Regions from separate parts of the Homo sapiens genome. Here region 2 is linked to region 1. A link is an interaction called in ENCODE POLR2A ChIA-PET data of the cell type or tissue named here. Cell type or tissue: OCI-LY7. All regions are shown on one strand. Links, peaks and the distances in the headings refer to the core of each region. The heading gives the core; the rest is flanking DNA.

Region 1 (12,837 bases), core at 1,882-9,881:
TATTAAAACGGGCTAGCACTAAACTACTTATTAGCAGATCACAAGGTCAGGAGATCAAGACCACCCTGGCCAACATGGTGGAACCCCATCTCCACTAAAAATACAAAAACTCCAGAGAGTGGAGTCTGTGGTAAATTTAATATCTCTAACTGCTGTCTTAACATAGGCGATAATAGAAAAGCGGTTCTAGAAATCGCTTCAAACATCAGAAAAGTAGCCCATGTACCAGTCCAAACCTGGAAGGGATGAGACCCAACAAACCTTCTAGGAGGGTGGTTCTCTCATTTAGGAGGATTTAAAGCACTGGTAGGGACAGTAATCTTCATCATTGGGCTCCTTCTGTTTCTCCCCTGTGTTATCCCACTGATAATAAAAGCTAAAAGCCATTAAAACTCTTGTTGAAAGTACAGTTAACCGCCAGACAATCCAGACGATGCTCCTGCTACAACGACACGATGGATAACCCGTCTCTCAAGAATACCCCAAAAATTAGGTTTTTCTTTTTCCAAGGTGCCCACTCCACCCCTATGTCACACCTGAAGTAGTTATTGAGAAAGTCGTCCCTTTTCCCTTTTCTATAACCAAATAGGAATGTAAGATTCTCTCTGGGGCCTGCAAGCTAAAGGAGATGAATGACTCCTCCCTTCTCAGGCCCAGTCCCAAGGTGCAAGGCTACTTGTGCCAGCAGCGTGCGCCAGCAAGGTAGCAGAAGCAGGAAGAAAGCCGGCAGGAAGACACGTACCCCTGAAGATCCAGAAAGAGGCCATCTGTGTACAACGTAGCAGTAACGTCAGACTAGGACACTTCCTGTTTACAAGAGACTATAAAACCTCACCTCAGGATGACGCCATTTTAGGCCTCAGCCTGCCTGCACCCAGGCGCTCATTAAAACAGCATGTTGCTCCACACCGCCTCGTGTTGTCTATTGGCATACTTTCAGGGTTCGAACCAATACAAGAACCTTATGGTCAGGAGTTCGAGACCAGCCTACCCAATATGGTGAAACCCCATCTCTACCAAAAATATAAAAAATTATACAGTAGCCTGTATTCCCAGCTACTGGGGAGGCTGAGGTGGGAGAATTGCTTGAACCTGGGAGGCGGAGGTTGCAGTGACCCGAGATCGCACCACTGCATTCCAGCCTGGGCAACAGTGAGGTCCTGTTCTCAAAAAAAAAAAAAAAAAAAAGAAACAAAAAAAGGAAAGGAAAGGAAATAAAGAGAGAGAAAGAAAGAGAAAGAAAAAAGAAAGGTCCTCAATCTGGCAATATTGGCAGTATTTAGAGGTGGGGCCTTTAAGAGATGATTGGATCATGAGAGCTCTGCCCTCGTGAATGGATTAGTTCATTCACAGATTAATGGATTATCATGGGAAGGGACCTAGTGGCTTTATAAGAAGAGATCATGGCAATGGTGCACGACTGTTCTCCCAGCTACTTGGGAGGCTGAGGTGGGAGCATTGCTTGAGCCCAGAGATTGGAGGCCGCAGTGAGCTATAATCACACCACTGCACTTCGGCCTGTGCAAGAGAGTGAGACCCTGTCTCTAGAAAAAGAAAAGAATAGAAAAAAAATCACCAATTGGCAACCACCATAATAATAATAAATGATTCAGACAGGAATCACCAATAAATCCTGAAATTTGTGGATATAAATTGGATGAGGAACAGGACATTTATGTAGTCTAAAGTATCACAAAAATAATCATTTATTATTAATAGTACAAAATACTGTTTCACTTACAGTGATGAAAAAAGAGAGACATTATCTAAACCAATGGATAAAAGTTAATGTCACAGCTGGGCGCGGTGGCTCATGCCTGTAATCCCAGCACTTTGGGAGGCTGAGGTGGGGAGATCACCTGAGGTCAGGAGTTCGAGACCAGCCTGGCCAACATGGTGAAACCCCGTCTCTACTAAAAATACAAAAATTAGCCAGGCTTGGCGGCAGGTGCCTGTAATCCCAGCTACTCATGCCGCTGAGGCAGGAGAATCACTTGAACCCCGGAGGCGGAGGTTGCAGTGAGCCAAGATCATGCCATTGCACTCCAGCCTGGGCAATAAGAGTGAGACTCAGTCTCAAAAAAAAAAAAACAACAAAAACAGTAATGGGACAAATCACTATGTGCTTTCTGATGTGTGGCAGGAAAACCTATCACTGTGTGTTTTTCGCCAAAAATGCATAGATTGAATCTAATCATAAGAAATTATCAGGTAAGCCTAAATTTCAGAACAATCTACAATATAACTAAACTGTTCTTTTTAAAAATGTCAAGGTCATGAAAGACATGAAAGCCTGAGGAACTGTGCCAAATTGGAAAGACTAAAGAGGCAGAATAAGTACGTGCAATTCAACCTTGGATTGGACCCCAGACCTATAAATGACATCATTAGGATGACTGGTGAAATTTGAATGAGTTCTGTGGATAAATGAAAATGTAATATCTGGCCGGGCGCAGTGGCTCACGCCTGTAATCCTAGCACTTTGGGAGGCCGAGGCGGGCAGATCACGAGGTCAGGAAATGGAGACCATCCTGGCTAACACGGTGAAACCCCGTCTCTACTAAAAATACAAAAATTAGCCGGGCGAGGTGGCGGGCGCCTGTAGTCCCAGCTACTCCGGAGGCTGAGTCAAGAGAATGGCGTGAACCCCAGGGGGTGGAGCCTGCAGTGAGCCGAGATCGCGCCACTGCACTCCAGCCTGGGCGACAGCGAGACTCCGTCTCAAAAAAAAAAAACAAAAAACAAACAAACAAAATATATATATATGTATATATATATGTGTATATATATGTTTATTTCTTTATTTTGTGAGTATTACGTGGTTAATTAGGAGAGTGGTTTTCATTTTAGGAAATATGCACTGAAAGTATTACGGGGTAATGGAACTTCATATCCTCAATTTATTCTAAAAGTGTTCAGAAAAATAGAGTCTGGGCTCAGTGGCTCATGCCTGTAATCCTAGTACTTTGAGAGGCCAAGGTGGGAGGATAGCTTGAGCCCAGAAGTTCAAGACCATCCTGGGTAACACAGTGAGACCCCATCTCTATTTAAAAAAAGAGAGAGAGAAAAAAAAAAAAAACTGTGTGGCCAGGCGCAGTGGCTCATGCCTGTAATCCCAGCACTTTGGGAGGCCGAGATGGGCGGATCACCTGAGGTCGGGAGTTCAAGACCAGCCTGACCAACATGGAGAAACCTGGTTTCTACTAAAAATACAAAATTAGCCGGGCATGGTGGCACATGCCTGTAATCCCAGCTACTTGGGAGGCTGAGGCAGGAGATTCACTTGAACCCGGGAAGCGGAGGTTGTGGTGAGCCAAGAGCACGCCATTGCACTCCAGCCTGGGCAACAAGAGCGAAACTCCATCTCAAAAAAAAAAAAAAAAAAAAAAAAAAGCATTTGTGTGTGTATGTGTCTTGAGAGAGAGATAGAATAATAAGACAAATGTGATAGAACGTCAATAATTGGGTCATCTGAATGAAAATTTTATGGGAGTTCTTTGTAGTGTACTTGTAAGTTTTCTATAAGCTGAAATTATTTAAAAATAAAAAATTAAGATAATGTTTAAAAATAAATCACCATGCCTACAAGAAAATTTTTCTAACCTTTCAAGGAACAGATAATTCCAATTTAATACAAGGCTTCCAAAGGATATAAAAAGAAGAAACAGTCCTCAATTTAGTCTATGAGGCTAGTGTGATCTTGATACCTAAACTAGATATGGATAATATAAAAAATGAAAATTACAGACTAATCCCACTCGTAAACATAGGTGTGAAACTAAACAAAATATTAGTTTTTGTTTAGTTTCAAAACTGAATGCAACAAAACATAGAAAAGATACTACAACTTAAGTTCACTTTATCCCTGAAATATATTTCATCTAACACTAAAAATTTTTGTAAATGTAATTTATTACATTAATAGATTAAAGAAAAAAACACATTCTCAATAGTTGTAGGAAAAGCGTTTATGGAAAAACCCTTAGCAAACCAAGACTAGAGAGCAATTCTTGTTAGCCAAATAAAGACTATCTACAAAAACCTATAGTAAACATCATTCTTAGTAAAACTTTAGAAACTTTCTCTTTAAAAACCAGGATCAAGAAGAGGATGCTCACTGTTCTCATTTCTAGAGCTTGTAACCAATGCAGTAAGACAAGAAAGGGAGGGAGGAAGGAAAGGAGAGGAGAAGGAGAAAAGGGAGGTGGGCAGGTATTAGGAGTGAAAAGGAAGAAACAAAACTGGTTTTATTCAGAGATGATATAAATGTTTACATAGAAAACTCAAAATCCTTTAGACAAATTATTATAGTTAATAAGCTTAGTAAGATAGCTGGATATAAAGTCAATACACAAAATTCAATTACATTTTAGATTCATCAGCCTCAAAGAAAATATAATATCCCAAATGATATCAGTAACAAGAGCAAAATAGAGAACCTACTAATAAATTTAATAAAAGATGTGCAAGAAATTAAAGGAGACCTAAATAAATGCAGAGTAAGTCATGAGCCAGGTTCCTGGATAGGGAGATATAATCTCTAAAAATATGGTTTAAGAGCATAAACTTGATGGTTGACAAGTTATTTATCTGACTTATCTGCAAAATGGAGGTAATAATAGCACTTACCTCACAGGGCTGTTATGAGTATTACAAGATAATGCATACAAGAGGGATTAGAACGATGCCTGCCATGTAGGAAAGTTGTCTTGCACCATGCAGTGATCTTGAAATCAGAAGCCACACACAGCAGAGCAAAAAAATAAAATCCTGGTTCCCTGAACAACACTGCAGTGACCACCTCTCAGTTTTTATGTGAGAGTGAAATACACTTTTTTTTTTTCAAGACAGGGTCTTTCTCTGTTGCCCAGACTAGAGCGCAGTGGTATGATCACGGCAGTCTGAAACTCCTTGGCTCAAGGGATCCTCCCACCTAAGCCTCCCAAGTAGCTGGGACTACACGCATGCACCATGCTCCCTGGCTAAATTTTGTATTTTCTCGTAGCGACGGAGTCTCCTTATGTTGCCTGGTCTTGAGCTCCTGGGCTCCAGTGATCTTCTCGCCTTGGCCTCCCAAAATGCTGGGATTATAGGCATAAGCCACCACGCCCAGCCCGGCCCAAATGCTTTTTTTTTTTTTCTTTGGAGATGGAGTCATGCTTTGTTGCCCAGGCTGGAGTGCAGTGGCACAATCTTGGACAGAGATTGCAACCTCCACCCCCGGGTTCAAGCAATTCTCCCACCTCAGCCTCCCCAGTAGCTGGGATTACAGGCACCCGCCACTATGCCTGGCTAATTTTTGTATTTTTAATAGAGACAGTGTTTCAACATGTTGGCCAGGCTGGTCTCGAACTCCTGACCTCAAGTGATCCGCCTGCCTTGGCCTGCTAAAGTGCTGGGATTACAGGCGTGAGCCACCACACCTGGCCTCCAAATGCATTCTTTTTTTTTTTTTTTGAGACGGACTCTCATTCTGTCACCCAGGCTGGAGTGCAATGGCGTAGTGCCAGCTCACTGCAACCTCTGCCTCCTGGGTTCAAGCTATTCTCCTCCCTCAGCCTCCCGAGTAGCTGGGACCACAGGCGTGTGCCACCCCACCCAGCTCATTTTTGTATTTTTAGTAGAGATGGGGTTTCACTATGTTGGCCAGGCCGGTCTCAAACTCCTGACCTTGTGATCCTCACACCTTGGCCTCCCAAAGTGCTGGGATTACAGGCATGAGCCACCGTGCCTGGCCCCAAATGCATTCTTAAGGGTCATACTTCCTCTTAATGTTTCACACCTAGCTTAATCTCAATGGAGGGTTTTGGAAGCCAAAGCTAGGAGATGCAATATTTCTGATTTTTGCTTGAATGGGAGAAAAAGGAAGGGGAGAAAAAGACAAAGGGGAAGGAAAAAAGAATATGAATTGATCCTTTAAAAAATTACCCTGTCACAGTAGTTCATTCCGCCTCGAACTTAGAGTGGGGAGGCAAGTTCCTGCCTCTAAATGAATTCACCAGCCCCAGCTCTCACTTTGGTGGGTGGTCCTTCTCGACGAAAAGAGTCAAACTCTGTAAAATATTTTAAGAGATTTATTCTGAGTCAAATATGAATGGCACGGCCCGTGACACAGTCCTTAAGAGGTCCTGAGAACATGTTCCCAACGTGGTCGGGCACAGCTTGGTTTTATACATTTCAAGGAGGCATGAGACATCAATCAAATACTCAAGAAATACATTGGTTTTGTTCACAAAGGCGGGACAATTCAAAGCAGGGGGCTTCCAGGCTATAGCTAAATTTAAACATTTTTCTGGTTGACAATTGCTTGAGTTTGTCTAAAGACCTGGGATTGATAGAAAGGAATGTTCAGGTTAAGATATTGTGGAGACCAAGTTTTATTGTGCAGAGGAAGCTCTCAGATAGCAGACTTCAGAGAGAGAGCAGGTTGTAAATTGTTTCTTTTTTTTTTCTGAGACGGAGTCTCGCTCTGTCACCCAGGCTGGAGTGCAGTGGTGCCATCTTGGCTCACTGAAACCTCCGCCTCCCGGGTTCAAGCAATTCTCCTGTCTCAGCCTCCCGAGTAGCTGGGATTACAGGTGCACACTGCCATGCCCGGCTAAATTAGTGTCTGATTTGGCAATCTGGCAGGGACCCACAGTGCTACAAAGGCTTGTTCCTAGAGTTCTCTGATTTGATGGTAATAGTTTTAAATATTAGTGATTTGGATCATGGTGGGAGGATATGGCCTAACCCGATGTAATAGCCAATTGTTTAAGGGGTGAGATGGAGTCAGGCTTAGGGTTTAGTCTAAAAAAATTCTGGATCAGATCTATTTTCTAAGCGATCATGATTCAGGTCTTTAAATTTGCCTTTTCCTTCCGCTGTATCTGCCATAACATTTACAAGAAATGTCTAATGTTAATACAGTAACAAATATCATAAAGATAGTGAAGGTTTGGACATTCAAGGTTATAGGTAGAATCAGAGGGCAGTAAACAATCCAGTCAGCCAGAAGAAAACCCCTGTGCATCATCATATTCTTTGATCAGACTCACAATGTGTTTATTGTCCTTATCAAGGATTATTTGGACCTTGTGATAAATCTTACTTGAAAATCGTGGGACCAAAATTAAATTATAATTTAATAAGTTTAATCTCTCTTCCGGCCAATTTATCTCCATAGGTATAGCATCCTGAGGAGGGTATAAATTAAATGCAAAAAATGCCTGGTCCTTAGTGTCTAAATTGTTACAGACTTGTTAACAGTAGACAAATCTCTTTTTCCCACCACTTTTGTATTGCACCATATACTGGTATTTGGGAGAGAAAAGGTTTTGTCATAGGAGAAGTCACATAATTCCACAGTGTCAGTTTTTCCTCTGCAGGATTCCCTATGGCCGAGGGCTTTAAGAGTCAAAAGACTTAAAAAAAAAAAAAAAAAAAAAGAGTCAGAAGTCTTACAGCCAATTAATTGTTCCAGGCCAGATAGGAATGAATGTGGACAGGCATTCATTACTTCCTAATATTATTTTAAGTTAAAAAATCACAGTACTTTGGGAGGCCGAGGTGGGTGGATCACGAGGTCAGGAGTTTGAGACCAGCCTGGCCAAGATGGTGAAACCCCGACTCTATTAAAAATACAAAAATTAGGCCGGGTGCAGTGGCTCATGCCTATAATCCCAGCATTTTGGGAGGCCAAGGCGGGCGGATCACAAGGTCAGGAGATCGAGACCATTCTGGCTAACACGGTGAAACCCTGTCTCTACTAAAAGTACAAAAAATTAGCTGGGCATGGTGGCAGGCGCCTGTAGTCCCAGCTACTTGGGAGGCTGAGGCAGGAGAATGGCGTGAACCCAGGTGAGCTTGCAGTGAGTCGAAATCGTGCCACTGCACTCCAGCCTGGGTGACAGAGCGAGACTCCATCTCAAAAAAAAAAAAAAAAAAAAAATTTGGCAGGTGCGGTAGCAGGTGCCTGTAATCCCAGCTACTCGGGAGGCCGAGGCAGGAGAATCACTTGAACCCAGGAGGTGGAGGTTGCAGTGAGCTGAGATTGCGCCATTGCACTCCAGCCTGGGTGACAGAACGAGACCCCATCCCCCTCCCAAAAAGAAAGAAAAAGCCATCAATAAAACCAAAATGCAAAGTTAGAAGACTAACTTATTTTTAATTTCTATGTGTTGAGCTACTGTAAGCTTGGTTTCTGTTACAGACTTACAGCAACTAGCAATACAAAACATAAGCATTGTTCTGAAAAATTATTAAAAATGTGTATATATGTATAGATATATTTATCTTCACAACTTATAATTGGGAGTATTATGACCAGGAGGCTTTGTTAAAAGGTATTTTACCCCATTAATAAATATATTTTTAAAATTTTATAGTAAGCAGAAAATTTTTGTGTGGTAGGGGTGTATGCAAAAGTGACACATAACAGTTTAGAAGGCAACTAAACTTGTTTTACCAGCTGTTTAGGCATTTTTTGTACCCCCTTCTTAATTTGGAAGTTTGATCTTCTCCTAATTTTATCCCTCAAAACTGGCTCTTAAATCTTATGTGCCCACGTCTTCCGCGATAGTCCTGGGCCTAGAGGGAGGCAGCTTGTATAGTTTTAGCAGTGGAGAATTGGGAGCGAAACAGATCGGGGTCCAGTGGGATGCCAAATGGGGGAGACTCATATCTCTGGTCTTCAGAATACCATGATTTTGGTTTCCTTGGAAGTAAAACAAGGAGAGATAAATAACATTTATAGTTTTGACAGTTATGAGAGTAATTCGCATGTTAAAACAGAAAAAGGAACCTATTCCATTAGGGAACCAACTAAAAATCTGAAGAAAAAATTATAATTTGGTACTTTCTAAAGATTTATTGTATCCAAGAAATAATGATTTAACCTACACTTAAAAAGTTAGGGCTGAAATCTAGTATTAAGTATTACACTTTTCCCTTAAAACAATTAACTATTATTGAACTCATGCAGACAACTATACTGTTATAAAATTACAATCTGAATTTTGGAGAACTCAGAAAGGTAAATTTGCTTACCTAAACATACTTTACCCAAATAACTTAAAAGGAAAAGATGTTCCTGACCCTCCTTTAACTAGAGCATCAGCTTTTAAAACAAGATGTTTGTTTACCTTGGAAATGCCATTTTCAAACAAACACAGGAGCTATTTGGCACTATAGAATTTATCAGCTTCTCACAATTAGTCCTTAGGACAAAGGCTCTTGGCTTATTAGGTAGCAAAATTTCACGTAAACCATTTTTATTTATCATGGAACTTGTTGGGAAACATTACTTCTATTAGTACAGGGGCAGCTTCAGTTAATACTCCATAGCAAGGCAGCAAATGCCCCATCAAGTAGAACTTCTCTAGCTCAGTTGTTGTTATTGAAAAGTACTCACAGTTTTTGCCATGAGTCCTAATAAATGCTCCACACAAAAGGTTATGCAGTGGAGAATTTACACAAGCAGATTTACATGTCTTCAGTTTTGTTTGTTTGTTTGTTTTTTGAGACAGAGTCTCGCTCTGTCGCCCAGGCTAGAGTGCAGTGGTGCAATCTCGGCTCACTGCAACTTCCACCTCCCAGGTTCAAACGATTCTCCTGCCTCAGCCTCTCAGTAGCTGGGATTAACAGGTGCATGCCGCCATGCCTGGCTAATTTTTTGTATTTTTAGTAGAGACAGGGTTTCGCCGTGTTTACCAAGATGGTATCTATCTCCTGACCTTGTGATCCGCCCGCCTCAGCCTCCCAAAGCGCTGGGATTACAGGCGTGAGCCACCGCGCCTGGCTGTCTTCAGTTTTATAATACTAGAAAGGAGAACATCCCTCAGTTATGTATAGCACCCACTTTCATAAGACATTTAGGTAAAAGAGGTTACAACTACCTTACATAAAGCTTGTTTAAACATCTTACATCTTACATTTTATAATTCCATTAACCTGTATGTGTTTATGTTCTGGTCCCAGGAAGCCTTTTTTAATCCCCAGACCATCTTACCTTTTCTGGTGAAAAGGGTTTGGTTTCCCAGCAGGGAGTTGCATCTGTAAGACCTATGAGGGCAGCAGATTTGATAAGGCAAACAGACCTATAATTCTGTGGGAGGGGCACCATGAAAAAGGGCTCCTTAACCTCCAAATTTACCATGACCTGGGTGATAGACATATTAGGTGGGAGGATATCAGAGCTATCATAAAGCTAGTCCAACAAAGCTTGCATAAGAAACATATTAGCTGCTTCATCTGGGGTACTTCGCTTGGTATTTTATTAGGGAGAGTTAGGCAGTCCCCTTCTCAGGGCAAAACAGACCTTATCATGGCATAATCTCACCCACTAGGCTGATTGCTTTTTCAGGAATAACTCCCTGTGCATTTGGATCACAAATACTCAGTGATTGTTCAGTAATGAGCTGTGGGTTCTGCATTAATCCAAACAAGCTCTTAAATTCTGCAGCATTTAAAATTAAGAATTTTGTGGCCTGGCGGGGTGGCTCACACCTGTAATCCCAGCACTTTGGGAGGCCGAGGCAGGCAGACCATGAGGTCAGGAGTTCCAGACCAGCCTAGCCGACATGGTGAAACCCCATCTCTACTAAAAATACAAAAATTAGCCGGGGATGGTGGTGCATGCCTGTAATCCCAGCTACTCCGGAGCCTGAGGCAGTAGACTCGCTTGAACCTGGGAGGCGGAGGTTGCAGTGAGCCAAGATTGTGCCATTGCATTCCAGCCTGGGCGACAAGAGCAAGACTCCGTCTCAGAATAAACAAATAAATAAATAACATAACATAAAAGTAAGAATTTTGTCCCTAAAGTCTTTTAATTTTTTTTTTAAGACAGAGTCTTGCTCTGTTGTCCAGGCTGGAGTGCAGTGGCATGATCTCGGCTCACTGCAAGCTCTGCCTCCCGGGTTCACGCCATTCTCCTGCCCCAGCCTCCCGAGTAGCTGGGACTACAGGTGCCTGCCACCACGCCCGGCTAATTTTTTTTTTGGTATTTTTAGTAGAGATGGGGTTTCACCGTGTTAGCCAGGATGGTCTTGATCTCCTGACCTCATGATACACCCGCCTCGGCCTCCCAAAGTGCTGGGATTACAGCCGTGAGCCACCGTGCCCGGCCTTATTTATTTTTTTTTTAAATGGAGTCTCACTCTTTTACTGTGTCTATAGAGTAGCCATTCTTTTACTTCTTTACTTTCTTTTTTTTTTTTGAAATGGAGTCTCACTCTGTCACCCCAGGCTGGAGTGCAGTGGTACGATCTCAGCTCACTGCAACCTCCGTCTCCCGGGTTCAAGCGATTCTCATGTTTCAGCCCCCTGAGTAGCCGGGACTACAAGCATGCGACACTACACCTGGCTAATTTTTGTATTTTTTAGTAAAGATGTAGTTTCACCATGTTGGCCAGGCTGGTCTGGAACTCCTGACCTCAAGTGATCCACCAGCCTCAGCCTCCCAAAGTGCCGGACTTACAGGTGTGAACCACCACGCTCAGCTAAAAGCTAGTTTGTTGACTTTTTTTTAAGTCAAGATATTTCTTGCACATCTGAGTTTAGAGAGTGACATTAACATGGGTTACTTATAAATAAAGATCAGAGAAGTTAAATAACAAGTCCAGCTCCCTCTCCCTCTCCCTCTCCCTCTCCCCCTCCCCTTTCCACGGTCTCCCCTCTCCCTCTTTCCACGGTCTCCCTCTGATGCCGAGCCGAAGCTGGACTGTACTGCTGCCATCTCGGCTCACTGCAGCCTCCCTGCCTGATTATCCTGCCTCAGCCTGCCCAGTGCCTGCGATTGCAGGCGCGCACTGCTACGCCTGACTGGTTTTCGTATTTTTTTGGTGGAGACGGGGTTTCGCTGTGTTGGCCGGGCCGGTCTCCAGCTCCTAACCGCGAGTGATCCGCCAGCCTCGGCCTCCCGAGGTGCCGGGATTGCAGACGGAGTCTTGTTCACTCAGTGCTCAATGGTGCCCAGGCTGGAGTGCAGTGGCGTGATCTCCACTCGCTACAAACTCCACCTCCCAGCCGCCTGCCTTGGCCTCCCAAAGTGCCGAGATTGCAGCCTCTGCCCGGCCGCCACCCCGTCTGGGAAGTGAGGAGCGTCTCTGCCTGGCCACCCATCGTCTGGGATGTGAGGAGCCCCTCTGCCTGGCTGCCCAGTCTGGAAAGTGAGGAGCATCTCTGCCCGGCCGCCATCCCATCTAGGAAGTGAGGAGCGCCTCTTCCCGGCCGCCATCACATCTAGGAAGTGAGGAGCGTCTCTGCCCGGCCGCCCATCTTCTGAGATGTGGGGAGCGCCTCTGCCCCGCCGCCCCGTCTGGGATGTGAGGAGCACCTCTGCCCGGCTGCGACCCCGTCTGGGAGGGGAAGAGCGTCTCTACCCGGCCGCCCCATCTGAGAAGTGAGGAGACCCTCTGACTGGCAACTGACCCGTCTGAGAAGTGAGGAGCCCCTCCGCCCACAGCCGCCCCGTCTGAGAAGTGAGGAGCCTCCCCGCCCGGCAGCCGCCCCTACTGGGAAGTGAGGAGCCCCTCTGCCCGGCCAGCCGCCCCGTCCGGGAGGGAGGTGGGGGGGTCAGCCCCCTGCCGGGCCAGCCGCCCCGTCCGGGAGGTGAGGGGCGCCTCTGCCTGGCCGTCCCTACTGGGAAGTGAGGAGCCCCTCTGCCCGGCCAGCCGCCCCGTCTGGGAGGGAGGTGGGGGGGTCAGCCCCCCACCCGGCCAGCCGCCCCGTCCGGGAGGGAGGTGGGGGGGTCAGCCCCTGCCCGGCCAGCCGCCCCGTCCGGAGGGAGGTGGGGGGGTCAGCCCCTGCCCGGCCAGCCGCCCCGTCCGGGAGGTGAGGGGCGCCTCTGCCCGGCCGCCC
Region 2 (12,837 bases), core at 1,797-9,796, 58 kb after region 1:
CCTTGTTACAGTGTTTGGGTGTTTTAGGCCTCAGAAGCAGGCCTCAGAAAACAGTACCTCTTGCTGACTTTCTCCTGTTCTCCCTTCAACCTGCTCCTTTTTCTCCCCAAGGCTAATCTTCCCCTGTGTTTCCATAAAGAAATTCTCAGACTTACCTTGTCTGATTGTAGATCATAAGACCCTCATTTCAGGAGGGGTTCTGCCCTTTACCCTGGGGGAAGCAATGTTGCACCAAGCGGCCCAGAAGAATCTGAACAGACAGGCCTTTCTGGGTTCCCCACTCAGTCTGTTAGTATTGGGTCATGTCCTTTTTGTCCAATCATATTTCTGCATGGTTGCCCCTGCTTCAGTCATCCCTGTTCAATGAAGTCTGTGTAAAAGGCCCAAGAGGACAGGGTTTGGAGGGCTTCTGGAAGGCTGAACACGTGGAGGTTCCTGGGGGGTGGTGCACCTGGGGAGGTATGGGAGCTCCATACCCATACCTTGTCCTGTGCGTCTCCATCTGTGTCCTTTGTACTATCCTTTATAATAAACCAGTAATAAGTTTTGTGAGCCGCTCTAGCAAATTAATCAAACCCAAGGAGGAGGTCATGGGATCCCCAGTTTATAGCCAGTGAGTCAGAAGCACAGGCGAAACAGCCTGGGGCTTGAGATGGGCACTTTAAGTGGGGGCAGTCATTTGGGTCTGAGCCTCAACCTCTGGGATCTGATAATGTCCCCAGGTAGGTAGGGTCAGAATTGAACTGGGTTGGAGGACACCCAGCTGGTATCTACTGCAGAATTGATTGCTTGCTTGTTGGTGGGAAGAAGTCCCCACACACTTGGTCACAGCAATCTTCTATGTTGATCGATTGTCTTTGAGTAAGAGAATTAAAAAAAATGCTTTGAGTTTGAGTTTCTCAGACAGCTCTTCAGACAAACCCCCTTGTGATATTCTGCCAGCACAGCCCTCCATTCATGGGGGACTGGGCCCCTCACTTCTCCCAAACTCATTACTGCCTCTTAATCACCACAGGCTGGTCCTGTTTTCTCTGCCTGTCCTAATGCGAGCATCAAGACCTAGTCAAGCCTTGCCTTCTCCATGAAGCCTCCCCCTCCATTCTTCCGGTTAGCCCTGCTATCAGTGCAGTTCTTCTGGCACATCACAGTGAGCATTGCGTTAGAAGTGGCCTGTTTCATATCTGAGTCTTGACATCTTTAGGTATTAGAACTCAAGGAGTGTTACTTAATCATCCAAAAAAAAAAAAAAAATCCCTCACCAGGACCAAACCTGGAACGCTCACCCAGTCGGTTCTCAGTGATTATGTACTGGACTGACTTGCCACTGTCCTCTGCTTAGCCTTAGGTGGCCCTTCATAGCTAGTGACCCTAACCAGGTCTGCCGAGTGAATGCACTGCACTTTTCTCAGTATTACCTCTTTTCGGAAGATAAGTATTACGTCTTTTCAGGTATCCGGCTGTTGGCTTCTCCCGGGTTCATGTATGTGGGAAGAACTCTACCCCCAACCTTCATCCCTAAAGCATTTGAGCCGTTAGTAACTCACTTTGGGTTGGTATTTTTCACTCACTGCTGTCTTTTAAGCATTTATTTCTAAGGGGGATGCTTGGGTGCCCTGTTGGATGTAGGGGTACCTTGTGGTGAGGGTGAGGGCTCCTCTGAGTCTGGCTGCCTGGGCCGCGATCCTGGCTTCTTCACTTGATCAGCTGCACAGCCTTAGGTGCCTTTTCCTTATTTGCAAAATTGAAGTAATAATGATACCTGGCCTCTGGGGCCCTTACCAGGATTAGATGAGATAATACATGTTGCAAGCTTTGCACGGTGTCTGGGACATAGTAAACAATTTTTTTTGGCCTTATTGCTATTTTGGATTTTTAATGGCATAATTTTAACATTATTCCCCAGTCTCATCCTCCACAGTCCAGTGGAGTTAGTTTAGGAGGAAAGATAGAAAACAGAGGCCACTTCACTCTGCGTTGTTGCTGGCTAAATGCTTTCTTTCCTCACAAGACGAATGATTAACCATGAGTGGGCTCACAGGTGGGCTGGCCCGAGAGGCGGGCGACTGTCAACCCATCTTCCCTTCCCAGGTGGTTGGGCGGCTTAGAAACTTGATGGAGATGCAGAAATGGAGAAAACCAGCTGGAACTCATTCAATCAAATTTAATATACTGCATATTTTCTGGGCACTGACAATATGCCAGGCACTGTGCTAAGTGCTAAAGTTGTAAAGCATAAATAATTGGGCAAGGTCCCTGCCCTCAAGGGACTTTTCAGAGGACATATAATCCTCAAGAAAATAGATTAATAGATAAATAATAAATTAATATAGACTGCGACAAAGTCCGAGGAGAAAATGAAAGGATAGAGTTCCTAGGGGAGTCTGCTTTAGTGGGTGGTTAGGGAACCCTCTTTGGGGAGGTGGCCTTTAAACCAAGATCTGAAGCTGGGAAGGAGCCACCTTGGTGAGTTGGGGGTGGGGAGGTGGAAAGGGGAGAATGTCGAGAGTACAGCAGCACGAGGGGACTGAGGAAGGATCTGGCGAGGAACAATTTTTTTTTTTTTTTTGAGACAGAGTCTCGCTCTGTCTCCCAGGCTGGAGTGCAGTGGCGCCATCTCGGCTCACTGCAAGCTCCGCCTCCTGGGGTTCACGCCATTCTCCTGTCTCAGCCTCCCGAGTAGCTGGAACTACAGGCGCCTGCCACCACGGCTGGCTAATTTTTTTGTATTTTTAGTAGAGATGGCGTTTCACCGTGTTAGCCAGGATGGTCTCAATCTCCGGACCTCGTGATCCGCCCACCTCGGCCTCCCAAAGTGCTGGGATTACAGGCGTGAGCCACCGTGCCTGGCCAAGCTGAGGAACTATTAATAGTCTGGTCTCTGTGAAAAGACACCTGGAGTGTACAGAAGAGCTTGGCTGAGGGGGTGGCCAGGGAACCGAAGGGGCGAGGCTTATAGGGATTGTGTAAGTGCATACCCCGTTATCTGGGACAGTGGTTTAACATTTTTAAATTAAATTCTTTTTCTTTTTATTTTTGAGACAGGGTCTCGCTCTGTCGCCCAGGCTGGAATGCAGTGTCAGGATCTCAGCTCAGTACAACCTCCGCCTCTCGGGTTCAAGGATTCTCATGCCTTAGCCTCCCAAGTAGCTGGGACTACAGGCTTGCGCCACTAGGCCTGGCTAATTTTTAATATTTTTAGTAGAGAGGGGGTTTCACTGTATTGCCCAGGCTGGTCTGGAGCCCCTGGGCTCAAGCGATTCTCCCGCCTCGGCCTCCAAAAGTGCCACTGCACCTGGCCAGTGGCTTAAAATTTTTTTCTATCATTGACATACTTGAGAAGGCATAAGATACTCTTGTAGTGTAGGGCTGTTGCACTGGGGGGAGGGAATTGTCAGGGTGTGTGGGGTTGAAAAGAGCCCCTGGTGATTTAGACATACCTTGCCTTCCATCTCTTCAAATTGAGAAACACAGCTCTTCACAGAATCCATGGGCATCTGGGAACATTTACATCTCTTACTTTTCAATTAAATTTTGAAGGGTTATAGAGGCACACTATAGGAACATGGAATTCTGTCAATTGATGAGAACATTGGCTCAGCCCTCTGAGGCTGAGTCACTGTTTAATTGGATTACTGTGTGGCCCACTTAAATAAATACTGTTTTGGAATAGAAAAGTTATTTTATTTTGAAATTGTATGAACAAGACTTTGGAGACATCCTTTAAGATTTTCACGCACGTGGATGTTGCCCTTTTGTTGAGAGAGGCAGTGTCGAGGAGATAAGAGAACAGCTGGCATTGCATTTGTGTCTGCACCAGGCTCTGTGGCTTTGGGCAGTGATTTAACTTCTCTGGTAAAGTAGGACAAATAAGTCTTGCACTGCCTGCCTCGTCAGCTGTCATGGAACAGTGCTTTATAAATTACACAATATCAGAAAACAAAAGTTACTTCAAAAAAATTTAGTTTCTGTACATTATGGCCCATAGCACATTATGGCAAGGATGTAATTCATGACCATGGAACAGAACTTTTCACTGTTCACAGATGACTGGTCTCTAGAAAAATCTAAAGGAGAATATTTTTATAACTTTGGAGTAGGAGTGGTCTTTGTAAGGATGGTGCAAAGCCTGGAAGCCATAAGGAAAACCTTCATAAAATTCATTATCTAATAAAAAGTATTGGCATAGCAACCACCATAAGCAAAACAAACAGATTACAAACCAGAAAAATATACTTGAACTTTATGTTATGTATTAAGGATTAACTTCCCTAATACAAAAAGAACTCCTATGAACCAATAAGGAAAAGAACAGGAACTCTGTAAGAAAATGATTGAAAGACATAAACAATTTGTATAAAAGAAAATAGTGGTGCCGGGCATGGTGGCTCAAGCCTGTAATCCCAGCACTTTGGGAGGCCGAGGCTGTCGGATCACAAGGTCAGGCGTTCGAGACCAGCCTGGCCAATATGGTGAAACCCCGTCTCTACTAAAAATACAAAAATTAGCCAGGCGTGTTGGCGCTTGCCTGTAATCCCAGCTACTCAAGAGGCTGAGGCAAGAGAATCGCTTGAACCCGGGAGGCGGAGGTTGCAGTGAGCCGAGATCACGCCACTGCACTCCAGCCTGGGTGACAGAGTGAGACTCCGTCTCAAAAAAAAGAAAATAGTGGCACCTAAACACATGAAAAATGCTTGCTCTTATGCATAATTGAAAAAAAATACTAATTAAATCACATTGAAATAAGCCATTTTTTGCCTATCTAGGATTGACAAAGATAAAACATTTTGCAAACGGATCATGTTAGGGAAGATACAGGAAAACAACCCACTCATTTGTAAATACGTTGCTTTGCCAATATCTTGATGATTCAGATGATATGGCTTGATCCAGCAATTCCACTTACAGAAATTTACTCATGCAGGTATTTACTGCGTACTGTTCATAGTAGCACGAGAATGTCTTATCAGTGGGTGCTGGTGAAATGAAGTGTGTTGCATTCACATCATGGAATAGTACACAGCCACAAAAAGAGAACGAGGCTAACTAAAAACCATTTAGCAGATACCTGCCCCCACTTTTTAAAAAAAGAACATTTTATTGTGATTAGAATACTCACCAGGAGACCTACCCTCTTAACAAACTTTCCAGTGTATAATACAGTATTGTTAGCCATAGGCGCAATGTTGTACAGCAGATCTTTAGAGCTGCTTAATTAATCTAGTGGACTCCTGATCTTGTTAGAACCTGTAAACTGATGTCTTTCTTCCCAATGCTGTTGCTTCACTACCTGATGCACCTTTTTTGGCTGAGTTTGCTTAACTGAGCTTTTTGTGATTGTTTTGCCAGCATGGGAGGACCTACTATATCTGGGACTCTATGCAAAGAATATTCAGAGGAATGATATGCCTTTAAAGGCTGCCTGTTAACAAAGGGTTAAATAATTTAGGCATTAGACGAATTGGGGGCCCTGCCAAATGAGTGTGGCTAAAGTCTGTCCTTTTCCTGAACATTCATGTAAGAAAACCCCACCCCCTGTTTGTCCCCACATTCTCTCTCCTCCTAAGGATCATTGTTCCCTTGTGGCATAATAATTAAAAAAAAATGTGAAATTGAGCCGTCATCAGACTGGTAATGAAATCCTGAGTGCTGAAGAACCTGAATTTCTTTTTTCTTTTTCTTTTCTTTTTCTGAGATGGAGACTCACTCTATCGCCAGGCTGAAGTGCAGTGGAGGCGCGATCTCGGCTCACTGCAACCTCCGCTTCCTGGGTTCAAGTGATTCTCCTGTCTCAGCCTCCCGAGTAGCTGGGGAGGCTACAGGCACATGCCACTACCCCACCTAATTTTTGTATTTTTAGTAGAGACGGGGTTTCCCCATGTTGGCCAGGCTGATCTCGAACTCCTGACCTCAGGTGATCCTCCCACCTCAGTCTCCTTTCAAAGTGCTGGGATTACAGGTGTGAGCCGCCACGCCTGGCCCAAGAACCTGAATTTCTGACAGGTAACAAATACCATTTTCTTTTTAAAAAAGTTATTCCTTTTTAATCTTGTTAGACTGAAATGGCTTGTCTGTCAATATATTTTCAAAGGGTAGTCCATTCTTGTAAAGGACATAATGTGCCTACTGTTCAATTTTTTTTTTTGAGATGGAGTCTCACTCTGTTGCCCAGGCTGGAGTGCAGTGGTGGTATCTCAGCTCACTGCAACCTCTGCCTCCATTCAAACGATTCTCCTGCCTCAGCCTCCCGAGTAGCTGGGATTACAGGCGTGTGTCACCATGCCTGGCTAATTTTTTGAATTTTTAGTAGATGGAGTTTTACCATGTTAGCCAGACTGGCAATATTTTTATATTATGACTAAGTATAATATGGGTCCTGTGTGGCTTGTTTAAAACACATTGCTCTGAAACCCTTGGGCTTTTAGTTGTTATATTGACTTGTGAATTTGCTGAGATTTAGCAACTATTTCCGTAGTATATGCAGTTCCCTTTTTTTCTAGTGGCTTTCAGTTTCATAGTTGAGTATCAAGAATATAGCCTGTGAACTGCATGGGATTCTGCATAAAGTATTTTAAGAAAAAAGAACAGGCCAGGCGTGGTGGCTCATGCCTGTAATCCCAGCACTTTGGGAGGCTGAGGCGGGCGGATCACTTGAGGTCAGAGTTTGAGACCAGCCTGGCCAACAGGTGAAACCCTGTCTTTACTGAAAATACAAAGATTAGCTGTGTGTAGTGGCACACACCTGTAGTCCCAGCTACTCGGGAGGCTGAGGCATGAGAATCACTTGAACCCGAAAGGCAGAGGTTGCAGTGAACTGAGATTGTGCCACTGTACTCCAGCCTGGGTGACCAAGTGAGACTGTCTCAAAACAAAACAAAAAAACAACCAAGGAAGGGACTAGAAAGCAGATTAAAATAGCAGGAAAAAGAATCAAAATAGAAGCCATATGTAGTGAAAAGAGTCCACCAAAATGAATCAGAAAAGCAATTTAAACAAAATGTATTAATTGGATTGGTCAGGAGTAAATAATGAATTTGTATGTTTGGGTGCACAGAAAACCCTATAGATGTGATCATAGAAATATTTGTTTACAAGAGTTGAACCTAGGAAGAAAGGCATTTTTCTAGATAACTATAATGCCATTATCATATCCTGGAAATTTAACTTTATACAGTACATTATCTAATAAACAGGGTCACATTAATCTATCCCCATTGTCCCAAAAGTGTCATAGCTTTTTAAAAATCACAAAATATGGCTGGGTGTGGTGGCTCATGCCTGTAATCCCAGCACTTTGGAAGGCTGAGGTGGGCGGATCACAAGGTCAGGAGATAGAGACCATCCTGGCTAACATGGTGAAACCCCGTCTCTACTAAAAATACAAAAAATTAGCAGGGCCTGGTGGTGGGAGCCTGTAATCCCAGCTACTCGGGAGGCTGAGGCAGGAGAATGGCATGAACCCAGGAGGCGGAGGTTGCAGTGAGCTGAGGTTTCGCCACTGCACTTCTAGCCTGGGCGACAGAGTGAGACTCCATCTCAAAAAAAAAAAAATTGCAAAATACTTGATAGGGTTTTAAAACTGCAAGATAGCGAATATAATACAAAATGAAGTGAATTTATATTTTCTATTAGAAAAGCAGTTTTAAAGGGGGTGCTTTCTTTTATGTAAATAAAATTGAAGCTGACAAATTTGAGATTTTATATTTTTATCAAATTTGTATTTAGAAGGTATCTTTTGCAACTTATTTGCTTAAAATTATACCTAGAGTTGGCTGGGCGCGATGGCTCACTCCTGTAATCCCAGCACTTTGGGAGGCTGAGGTGGGTGGATCACGAGGTCAGGAGATCGAGACCATCCTGGCTAACATGGTGAAACCCCGTCTCTACTAAACAAAATACAAAAACTAGCCGGGCGTGGTGGCAGGCGCCTGTAGTCCCAGCTACTTGAGAGGCCGAGGCAGGAGAATGGCGTGAACCCCAGAGGCAGAGCTTGCAGTGAGCCGAGATCGCACCACTGCACTCCAGCCTGGGAGACAGAGCGAGACTGTCTCAAAAAAAAAAAAAAAACAAAAAACCTAGAGTAAAAAAAATGGGATCTCATTTCCTTGCAGCAGATGACAACTTTGGATTCTTGGTCTAGCTTAATTAGTAAATTGGCTTAGAATCACATGATTTCAGACCTGACAGCAACCCAGGATTTTCCAGAAACCCAAGGTTATGGATGGGAACAATGAATCATTGGTGTGATTACATTATCCTTTAACCGTAATGGGTTTGCCTTGCATTAAGTAACCAGAGGGAAAGAAAGCACCTGTTCCTTAACTCTTGTGGCATTTCCACACTCATCTTCACTGAGCTTGTGCTAGTGGGGAAAACAAATGACAAACTGTAGTTCTGTTTTTTGGTTTTAAGCCTAATAATAATAATTAATGGCAGCAATTACTATGTGCTTGTTATGAGCCAGGCTTTAGGCCAGGTGTTTTATACATATTAACTTCTTTGTACTTTGTAATAATTATATAGAATTAGGTTCTGTTGTTGATCACTGTTTTATAGATGAGGATACCGAGGCGCACAGAGGGTAAGCAGGTGGACCAGGGTCACTTAGCAGGATTTGAGCCCAGGGAGGATGAACACTGGGCAGCCCATGCTTCATCAGTGCAGTGCCCTAAGCTGCTGAGTATTTTTGGGCGCTTTTTTTCTCCATTTATTCATGCTGTCTGTGCGAATGTGTATGGAAAACTCCAAGCAATTGGAGTATGCCCAGAATATACTAGAATTTTAAGATGCAAATGTTAGATCACATCGCCTACATTTCTGATGGTAGTCAATCTTGAATAGCCAGGCTAATGCATATTTCCTGTATGCGTTACATACCTGATACTACCAAGATCGAGGCCGGAGATGCTAAATAAACAAGAATAGTGAGGAGCCATGCCATTTGTAATTTACGGTTTGGTGGGGCACAGACATTAATTCAGCATTTACCCAAATAAGGGTAATGATATTTTTATTCTCAGAATAATCTTTTATTCTTATGATAAGAGTTACAGAGGAAGATGATGGTACAAGGGAAGCTACCTAGGGAGAGCTGACCTTGTTGGAGGGAGTGAGAGCAAGCGCCCTGGGTAGTGAGATTGTAACCAAGATTTGAAAAGTGAGTAGGGTTAACTAGTGACAGATGGATTTGAATTCCAGCATTGCCCTTGAGCACGTTGGTCACTTTGTGGTGATGACCTTGAACAAGTTACTTTACCTCTCTAAGCCTTAGTATCTTCATCTGTAAAATGGGTGATTGTGAGAATTAACAACATACAACATACTCAGCACAAGGCCGATACATAGTCATCAGTAGTGGCAGTTTTTATTACTGTTGGCATTTTCTGTTCATTTTACTGGGAACTTAGAAGAGACACTTATTTAAGTCTCTTACTCTGTAGCAAGGGCCACCAAATACCTGGGAATAATTAACTTGGAAAAATGGAAGCCTGAATGAATATTGAATATTTAATGGTGATCTTCTTTGATCTTTTTTTTTTTTTTTTTTTTTGAGACAGAGTCTCACTCTGTTGCCCAGGCTGGAGTGCAGTGGCACGATCTCGGCTCACTGGAACCTCTGCCTCTTGGGTTCAAGCGATTCTCCTGCCTCAGCCTCCTGCATAGCTGAGATTAAAGGCACATACTACCACGCCCAGCTAATTTTTTTATTTTTAGTAGAGATGGGGTTTCACCATATTGGCCAGGCTGGTCTTGAACTCCTGACTTCATAATCTGCCTGCCTCGGCCTCTCAAAGTGCTGGGATTACAGACGTGAGCCACCACGCCCGGCTTTCATGGTGATCTTCTAATAGGCCAAATGTCTTCGGCATCTAGGATATGGGAAAGGCCTTTATGGGACTGTTGGTTTGAAGACACATTCAGAATGGAGCTTACTTGAAAGCAATTGGAGTATGCCCAGAATATACTAGAATTTTAAGACGCAAATGTTAGATCACATCGCCTACATTTCTGATGGTAGTCAATCTTGAATAGCCAGGCTAACGCATATTTCCTGTACCAATAGCCGTACACTATTTGCCCAGTGATTTTTTTTTTCCACAGTGTTTGCAGGTATATGTGGTTATTTCTTATAGCTAAGTGTGCAGGGATCCTTGTGCATCCTTTGAGAAAGGCGAGTCTTGCTTTTGTCTCTCTGGTCTGTGAAGATGTACATGTATATGCAGATATCCAATCCAGCTTTTTTATTGGAATAATATCGTTTTTTACACCTTCCATTGTTCTTATATTTTGAAGAAAAAAGTACCAATAATTCAGCCAGTGGTCATACTTATTTATTATTGTTATTATTATTATTTGAGACAGGGTTTCACTCTGTTGCCCAGGTTGGAGTGCAATGGCGAGATCATGGCTCACTGCAATCTCTGCCTCCTGGGCTCAAACAGTCTTCCCATCTTAGCCTCCCGGGTAGCTGGGATTATAGGTGCCTGCCGAAAAAAATGCTTCGCTAATTTTTGTGTTTATTGTACACATGGGGTTTTGCCATGTTGCCCAGGCTGCTTTCGAACTTGAGACTCAAGTGATCTGTTTGCCTTGGCCTCCCAAATTGCTGGGATTACAGGCATGAGCCACTACACCCAGCCCATACTTAATTTTTCTTGTATACTTAATTTTTCTTGTATACTTCCTAAGTGCTTTAAGTACATTATCTGATTTAATCCTTCTAGTAGCTGTATGAAAGAGTCACTTTTTCTCCACATGAGATCCCTTTTTCTCCAAGAGAATATTGAGGCTTTCTCGGAGAGGTTAAGTAACTTGTTCAAGGTCACACAGCCATGAGTGGCATAGTTGGGGATTTGAACCGAGATATGAATGACTCCAAACCTGAACTCTAAACTTTGATGCTGCCTTTCAAGCTAGTTATTGGAGATGATCAAACCCCTGTGTCAGTGGAGGAAGGGAGGTCTGTGTCAAGAGATTTATTGTACTTCTGTGGTCATAAGAGTGGCTTGTGAACAATGTCATGTCTGAAAAGCATTGGGAAGCTTGTTGAATTTAGATTTATTCACTGAATCAGTAGACGTAGATATTGTAGCAGTATCTTTCTAGGCTATTATCTCCTCCTTGAGGAACTCTGGTATATAACAACTGAAAATTAAATATACTTATGAAATGTTAGGAGTTTATGTTTAAAATAGCATTTTTACTTCTTCCTCATTCTTGCCATTTCTGTTCTTCAGTTTCTATGTTAACTGCTTTGCCATTTTCAGGTCAACTACTGTTTGTTGCCTTAAATCTATCTGGGAGCTGCTTCAAATCCATTTGGAAGCAAGGGGAGGATACATTATAAATAAATGATATGTTCAGAGATGGGCAGAGTTGGAAAGACATTTCAGTGAGACGGAAGGCCAGTAAAGCTTTTGTCTATCAGCATCTGATATCATTACAAACATATTGGTCTGGGCTTAGCTTGCTTCTAGACCATCTGGATTTATCTTCAGCTGAGCTAAACCCAGGAAAAAAGACAAAAAAAACCCATTTGGATTTGCTCTGCAGTTCTTATTTTGTTTTTCTTCTAACGCAAACCCTGCTTCAAAAATTAAGTGTTGATTTTGACTGATGATAACAAAACAAAAATACAACCTGATGTGCTAGCTAAGGCGGGGGGGAAATGACAAAAGCCTCAGAGAGCAGGAGCCAAGTGTTCACTTCTCCAGGACGTTTCCTTCCCTAGTACTGGTTTTTCCTAATTCAGCAAAAGAGGAAGAAAGAAGTGTGGGGCTCTTCTTTATTTTATATATCTATATGTATATATATGTTACTTGTATTTATATATTTGTTTATATTTTTAATTAATTAATTTATTTATTTTGAGACAGAGTCTCACTCTGTTGCCCAGGCCAGAGTGCAGTGGTGCAATCTCGGCTCACTGCAACCTCCACCTCCCGGGTTCAAGCGATTCTTCTGCCTCAGCCTCTCGAGTAGCTGGGATTACAGGTGCCCACCAGCACAACCGGCTAGTTTTCATATTTTTAGTAGAGACACGGTTTCACCTTGTTGGCCAGGCTGGTCCCCAACTCTTGACCTCAAGTGATCTGCCTGCCTCGCCCTCCCAAAGTATTGAGATTACAGGTGTGAGCCCCTGCTCCCGGCCTATATTTTTAAATCACAAAAATAATATATAAAAAAAAGTTGTTAATCCTGGAATGTACAAAGTAAAAAAATGAAAGCCCCCTCACCCATCCCACTTCTGTTTACCTTGGCATATATTTTCTGGAATCTTCTTCTTTTTTTAATTTATTTTATTTTATTTTTATTTTTTGAGATGGAGTCTCACTCTGTTGCCCGGGCTGGAGTGCAGTGGTGCGATCTCTGCTCACTGCAATCTCTGCTTCCCGGGTCCAAGTGATTTCTCCTGCCTCAGCCTCCCGAGTAGCTGGGACTACAGGCGCCCGCCACCACGCCCTGCTAATTTTTGTATTTTTACTAGAGACGGGGGTTTCACCATATTGGCCAGGCTGGTCTTGAACTCCTGACCTTTTGATCCGCCTGCCTCGGCCTCCCAAAGTGCTGGGATTACAGGCATGAGCCACCGCACCCAGCCTGGAATCATCTTCTATGCATACAAGCATGTATACACATATGTACACACTTAATGGAATCATGCTGCTATTGTTCAGCCATTTGCTGTTTCCTGTTTGTGCAGCATGGACATCTCTCTATCCCAGGATTTACAGATTCACCTCTTTCCTTTGAATTACAAGGTATTCCATGACTACATCCTGCTTTATTTAATCGTTTCCTTACCAAGGGGCATTTGGGTTATCTTAACTCTTCCAGTTA

What was found. Peaks named below come from ENCODE experiments on the same cell type or tissue, not always from the same donor. Only the 100,000 strongest peaks of a DNase experiment are listed, where the experiment ranks them.
Region 2: POLR2A ChIA-PET joins it to region 1 with 13 read pairs; 2 of 35 experiments call an interaction of 5 or more read pairs at or near these places.

What each region holds. Positions count from the first base shown.
Region 1 is chr7:26,249,629-26,262,465 of GRCh38, forward strand. No RefSeq gene overlaps it. Among named protein-coding and RNA genes, the nearest start is that of SNX10, 36 kb to the right of the region's middle. In OCI-LY7, for the core only: no CTCF peak of the experiment used is centred there; no DNase peak of the experiment used is centred there.
Region 2 is chr7:26,308,134-26,320,970 of GRCh38, forward strand. All of the region lies in intron 1 of SNX10 (sorting nexin 10), which reads left to right. Among named protein-coding and RNA genes, the nearest start is that of SNX10, 23 kb to the left of the region's middle. In OCI-LY7, for the core only: no CTCF peak of the experiment used is centred there; a DNase peak (open chromatin) is centred at 6,498; H3K4me3 peaks cover 1,031 bases; H3K27ac peaks cover 1,632 bases.